2 separate regions of the Homo sapiens genome follow, and region 2 is linked to region 1. A link is a loop called in an ENCODE intact Hi-C map of the cell type or tissue named here. Cell type or tissue: PC-9. All regions are shown on one strand. Each heading gives the region's core, and the rest is flanking DNA. Links, peaks and the distances in the headings are about the cores only.

What was found. A loop is a pair of places that touch in the nucleus more often than their neighbours do. Peaks named below come from ENCODE experiments on the same cell type or tissue, not always from the same donor. Only the 100,000 strongest peaks of a DNase experiment are listed, where the experiment ranks them.
Region 2: a loop joins it to region 1, with 6 times the contacts of the local background. A loop is called at or near these places in 2 of 110 quality-filtered maps.

What each region holds. Positions count from the first base shown.
Region 1 is chr7:46,031,499-46,034,416 of GRCh38, reverse strand. No RefSeq gene overlaps it. Among named protein-coding and RNA genes, the nearest start is that of IGFBP3, 110 kb to the right of the region's middle. RefSeq lists an enhancer at 391-890. In PC-9, for the core only: no CTCF peak of the experiment used is centred there; DNase peaks (open chromatin) are centred at 1,276 and 1,846; H3K4me3 peaks cover 436 bases; H3K27ac peaks cover 2,500 bases.
Region 2 is chr7:46,144,252-46,147,169 of GRCh38, reverse strand. It overlaps the pseudogene ZNF619P1. Among named protein-coding and RNA genes, the nearest start is that of IGFBP3, 220 kb to the right of the region's middle. In PC-9, for the core only: no CTCF peak of the experiment used is centred there; a DNase peak (open chromatin) is centred at 1,589; H3K27ac peaks cover 2,500 bases.

The DNA.
Region 1 (2,918 bases), core at 332-2,831:
AACATTGATAATAATAAAACAACTTATTTTCACATAGACCTTTAGATGAAAAAATCCTACACGTGATTTATCTTCTTTCATCTTCAAAAAGCTGCGAATCACTTGACATTATTATCTCTATTTTTCAAACAAGAAAATGAAGACAGTGAGAAGTTAAGTAATATGCCTGCAGTCTGGAGGAGGGAATAAAGATACAATCCTAGGTTTGGCATTCCAAACACCATGCTTTTTCCTCTGTTACACTGTCTCACATAAATTTATCTCCAGTAATCTCCAAGGGTGGGTATTAGAGCTATCCATCCTCAGAACTCTGATGTGGAGAAGGAATATTACAGCAAAAAGAGCAGACTTTGTCAAAACAATGTGTCTGTCAGTCCCTGTCATTGAACCACATGAGAAAAACTAACTCGTCAACTGGAGCTTCGCAGAAGGTCCGGCCACCTGCAGGCTGGGGTCTTAAAGAGGAAAAGTGCCCAGCCCCTGGTTGACTTACCTCACCGCACCTTAAATGTCTTGATATTATTACAAGCCGTGTTTGGGAGAGAAGGGAGACAGCCCCGGCCCAGCCCCACCACATGACTGTCAATGGTCCTTACACACATTTGACCAGCTGCAGGGTGCCCAGGCTTCATATCTGGTTGCTGTCCTTGGCTCATTTCTCTCCTTCACATCCCAGATCCTGTCATCAGCAAGGCCTGACACCTCTACTTCCAAGGGATAACTGAAAACAACCACCTCCACTGTTACTACTAGCCCAACCTGCCCTAACTGCTGGCCTAAATCGCTGCGAGAGCCCCTAACCTGTCTCCCTGCTTTCTTGCTGTGAACTGTTCTCCACAAAGCACCAGGGCGATCTTTCTAATGGCTTCCCACTTCAATCAGTAAAACCTAAACTCCTTCCTGCACAAGCCCCTCCCTCACAGATCTCCCTACCCAACTCTCCACCTGCTGCTTCCCAGTCAGCCGAACTAGACTTCTGTGTTTTCCTCTAATCCAAGCTTCTCAACATGTGGAGCCAATGCCAGCAGCACCAGGGAGTCCAATGAAGAATGCAGATTCTCGGGCCCTAACCCTGATCTGCTGAGTCTAAACCTTGGGGTGGAGATTCAGAGTTTTAGCAAGGCCCCAGGGGATAATAAGGCAGCAAAGTATGAGAGCCACTGACCTAATCCAAATGTACTCTCAGTATATTCCTGCCTCAGGGCCTTTGGTGTTTCTGTTTCCTGTACTTAAAATGCTCTTCCCACCAGTTTGGCACATGTCTGACTTGTCTTGAGTCACCTCTGAAAATATCTTAAGTATTTATTTGGGTTTTTTTTTGTTTGTTTGTTTTCCGCTTTCTCACACTCAGTGAGAGCATAAACTCAGTGAGGTGAAAAAAGGGCCACAGTCCTGCTTGCCACTATCTCCCTGGAAGAGCGCAGGGCACAGAGTACACCTTCAACACCTCACTGAGTTGATGCATGAACATTGGAGCACCTGCCCCTGGTCAGCCATGTGACAGTGAGTTCTCCCATTTCGCATGTGAGAAAGTTAAGGTTCATAGAAGGTAACAGGCTAGTCTTTGGTCCGAGTAGAAAAGCTGGAACTTGCACATCCCATTTCCATGCACTTCCTTCTGTATCATTTGAAAAAGCCACTTAAGGAAGGCACCTTATCTTCTGTCCAGACTCAAAGCAGTGTTATCAAATCCGATCTCTGAAAACACTCTACATACTTTGTCATCAACAGTCTGGGCCCCGTGCTCAAGATGCACAAGTTACGAACACCTGCATATCATGGAAAACCCACCCCATTCTAGTTAATGGATCCGACCAAAGAGGCTGGCTCTTGTGACCTCACCCATTAAGAATCATTGTTTCGGGTTAAACAGCATACTTTAAGTCTCTGCAAATATAGAAAGGAAACGGGAAAAATAGTTTACACAATGGTATTGGCTAATTGGTTGGACTTGGCCCTGGCATTCAGATGACCCAGAAGTAGCACATAAAAGGCTTTAAACATTTTTATGCTTTGATCACATTGTGATATTAACTTTGGCTTACTTTTCCATTTTTAACATTCTTATTGATCCTGCCCAACTACAACTACAATTTTTCTTTCTTAACTTTAAAAGCATTGACTCTTTTCAAAAAAAAAAAATACCTAAATTAAGGTCCTTCAGAGAAAGACTTACTTAGGAAGCTAAAATTGTGCCTTGGGAACTTGCTTTTGTCCAACATTACAAACGTTTTGACGTAATCCTAATTCCCCTTATAGACTTTCCCTTGATCATCTCAAGCTCACACTCAAATTCTGCCGTAATGAATTGAAATCTGAGAATTCAATGACTACAAATCATTTGTTCCCACACTCAAGGATTTCAAGCTCAGAACAGCTGGATTTAAATTGCCTGTGTATTTTCTTCCAATCGCATTATCTTTTTTCCTGGATCCAAGTCGCTGTATGCCTTTATTTTCTACACTTGAATACAAATTAACAAAATAATAATAATTAGTGGTACCAATAGGGACTAAAATTCAAAATGACATTTTTATCTAATTGTGTCTCATTACAGTTTACAAAAGGAAAATCATATATTTAAAATCGTATTCATTGATTTTATGGCCTAATTTTTGCTAGCTATTTCAGAGACTGAAAACTCATATAAAGCATATGTAGAAAAAATGTATACATGTTTAGCAAAGAAAATTAAGTCTGCATGTTGTTACATGGTCCAACCAAGGAAAGAAGAAAGAAGACACAAATTACCCACGTTAGGACTTTACTCGGAGTGAGAGAAGAGAGATAGACCCTCTCATATTGTTTTATATTGTTTTATACTCAGAAAAGGAAAGAGAAGCAAAACTAAAGGCAGGTAGCCCGGTGCCTAGGAACCAGACCCGAAACCAAGGAACTAGACCAGAAACCAGCCTGGG
Region 2 (2,918 bases), core at 130-2,629, 110 kb before region 1:
TCCTGAGTGTGCTTTCCGGTGTTGTGAAATTAATTGACGTGTCACCAGTCCCAAATTCACATTTTCTCCGTGAGGCATCTGGGGGATGCAATCGTGTCAGAGAGCTGTGAGGCATCAGAAGTGAGGCTGGCACAGACTCCTCTCAGCAGGCCAGGGGTGCATCGCTCCTCCCCTTTTCTCGGGCACTTCCCAGCGTGAAGCTGCTGACTCCATGCCATGTGTACTTTTAGAAATGAAATGCCCCAGCCCACTTCACTCTTGGCATCTATGGATTGGAGTGAACACTGAAGTTAACAGACATCTGAATAAGAATAGAAAAGAAATCCAAACAGAAAAACCACATTCCCTTCCAGTCTAGTTAAAGCCATAATTTTAAATTAATCACTCACATTCTGTTCAGAGGTTATTTTCTTGGTCTATGACATAGTCACCCAGGATACTCATAACTGGTAATAAAAATTATGAGGGCAATTAAAAATACCAAGACTCCGGTTCCGCACAATGAGCCTTGCCCCTGACCAACCAAATGGCTCATCATCCATCCCGAGGGCAACCACTGGGTGCCTTCTCTGATGGCCTCTTCCAGAAGGCTTCTCCAATTACAATGGTCTGTGACTTGTGATGACACAATCTCCTAAAACCCCAAATCTTCTACAAACTCTTCCAACTCCAGTAACCCCCAAAGCAGGGCAAACTAAATAGATAGTCCATTTCCTTCCCAGGGGATAGAGTCAGAGTCATTAAAAGTGGTCTTTAATGTGAGAAATTGAAAAGGAGTTGGGAAAGTGATAATAACTTCTGCAAGACCAGGAAAGTGTCATTAAAGACATGATGGGAAACCAGTGAGAACCCTGCTCACTTTGGGCCATTATTGATGGGTAATGAAAACATAAAGGAGTTCATAGGGAGTGAGACAAAGCTTTCAGGCTATGAGGAGTGACTTCCAGAGGAAGCAAGGTCCTGAAGGAGATGTACTCAAAAGAAAAGAATAGCATAAAAGGGGCATAGAGGGAGAAGGGGCACTAGAGGTGGGGAGGAGGGGAGAGGGTCACAACTGGGGCAGACCACAAGCATTGGCAAGAAGGGGAGGGGGACAGAAAAGAGCAGCCCAGAACCATGGGTGCCTTTCTTCCCGTTGTGCAATTTTTTTTTTTTTTTTGAGACCGAGTCTCACTCTGTCACCCAAGCTGGAGTGCAGTGGTGCGATCTCGGCTCACTGCAATATCCGCCCCCGGGGTGCAAGTGATTCTCCTGCTTCAGCCTCCCCTCCCGAGTAGCTGGGATTACAGGCGCCTGCCACCGTGCCCCACTAATTTTTATATTTCTTGTAGAGATGGAGTTTCACCATCTTGGCCAGGCTGGTCTTGAACTCCTGACCTTGTGATTCCCCCACCTCGGCCTCCCAAAGTGCAATTTTTGATGCTGAGTAAAACTGAAAGCTGTGCCCCATTGGAAGGCTGTTGTCCCACACACCTTACACTCATAAAGTTTCTCCCCAGTGCAAACTCTGATGCAGAACCTAGATGATTTTTCAACTGGATGCTTTCTCACATTCCTGGCATTCATGAAATTCTCCCCCAGTGTGTGTTCCTTGCTGCACTGTGAAGCAAGAGACACAGGGAGCCTTTGCCAGCATTCCCCAAGTTCACAGACGGTTTCCCAGCATGGAATCTCTGGTGCTGAAGAATTACCCACCTCTGGCAGAAGGCCCTGCATGCTCTTTACATTCATAACATTTCTCTCCCTGTAGACTCTGTGATGCTGAATCAGGACAGAGGAAGACTAAAACTACACCCACACCCTTTACATTTGTAGGGTTTCTCCTTAGTGTGAATGCACACTCATGAACCGAAAAGCATGTTCATATTCCTTACATTCAAAGGGTTTCTCCCCAGTGTGGGTTCTCTGATGCTGAATAAGTGTTCCATTATATCTGAAGGTTTTCCCCAAGTCCCCACATTTCTAGGGCTTCTCTCCATTATGAAGTTTCTGATGTTGCAGAAGGAAGGACTTTCTTTCCTCCTTTCTTTCCTCCTTCCCAATGCCCAGTGAAGGCATTGTCTACATGCTTGATGTGAGCAGGGCTTCTTCCCAGTGTGGATTTTCTGGTGCCATGACTATTTCAACCCATATCTGAAGCCTTTCCCATCTTCTTTCCACTGTAGACCTTCTCATGAGCAGGGATCCTGTGGTGCTTGTGAAGATCTGAATGTCAGTTGAAATATTTGCTACATATATGGAACAACTGCATCCTAGCAATGCTCTGAATTGCAATGAGGTGTGTGCTGACTTCACTTTTTCCCAATTTCTTGGCTATCTCCTCTTTAGATGGTGGAGGGTTATAACCTTGGGCTGTCAAAACCCTAAATTCTCTGCTCTTTAATTTTGTTTTCTTCCCTGTGTCGTACAGCTGCAGCTTCTCTGAACCGTCCCTGAGGTCAGAGTCCTGGGGAACATCAGCAATGCTGCCCTGGACATCTGACACTCAGGATCCTCTGAAATGTTCAGCTTTGGATCTGGTTCCCACTCCTGGTCTTGGTTTTTCCACCTATGCAGCATCTCTCGGAGCCTCTTCATCCATGGGTGCCCAAGGATCAATGCTTTTTTTTTTTTTCTTTTTTTGTCTTTAGTTTTCTAAAGTTCAATTATGATGTGTTTTGTTTTGTAATTATTTAGGCTTATCTTGTTTGGAGAACACTCGGCTTTTTTAAAGTGTTGCTCTACATTCTTTGTCAAATCTGAGACATTTTCAGCCTTTGTTTCTTCAGTTAGTTTCTCAGCCCCACCCTTTTATTGCCCTCCCTCTGGGACTCTGATGGTACAAATGTTAGATCTGTGTTACTGTCTCACAGTTTTCTCACTGTTGTTTGTATTAGGTAATTATATTGCTCCATCTTCAAGTTCACTGATTCTTTCTT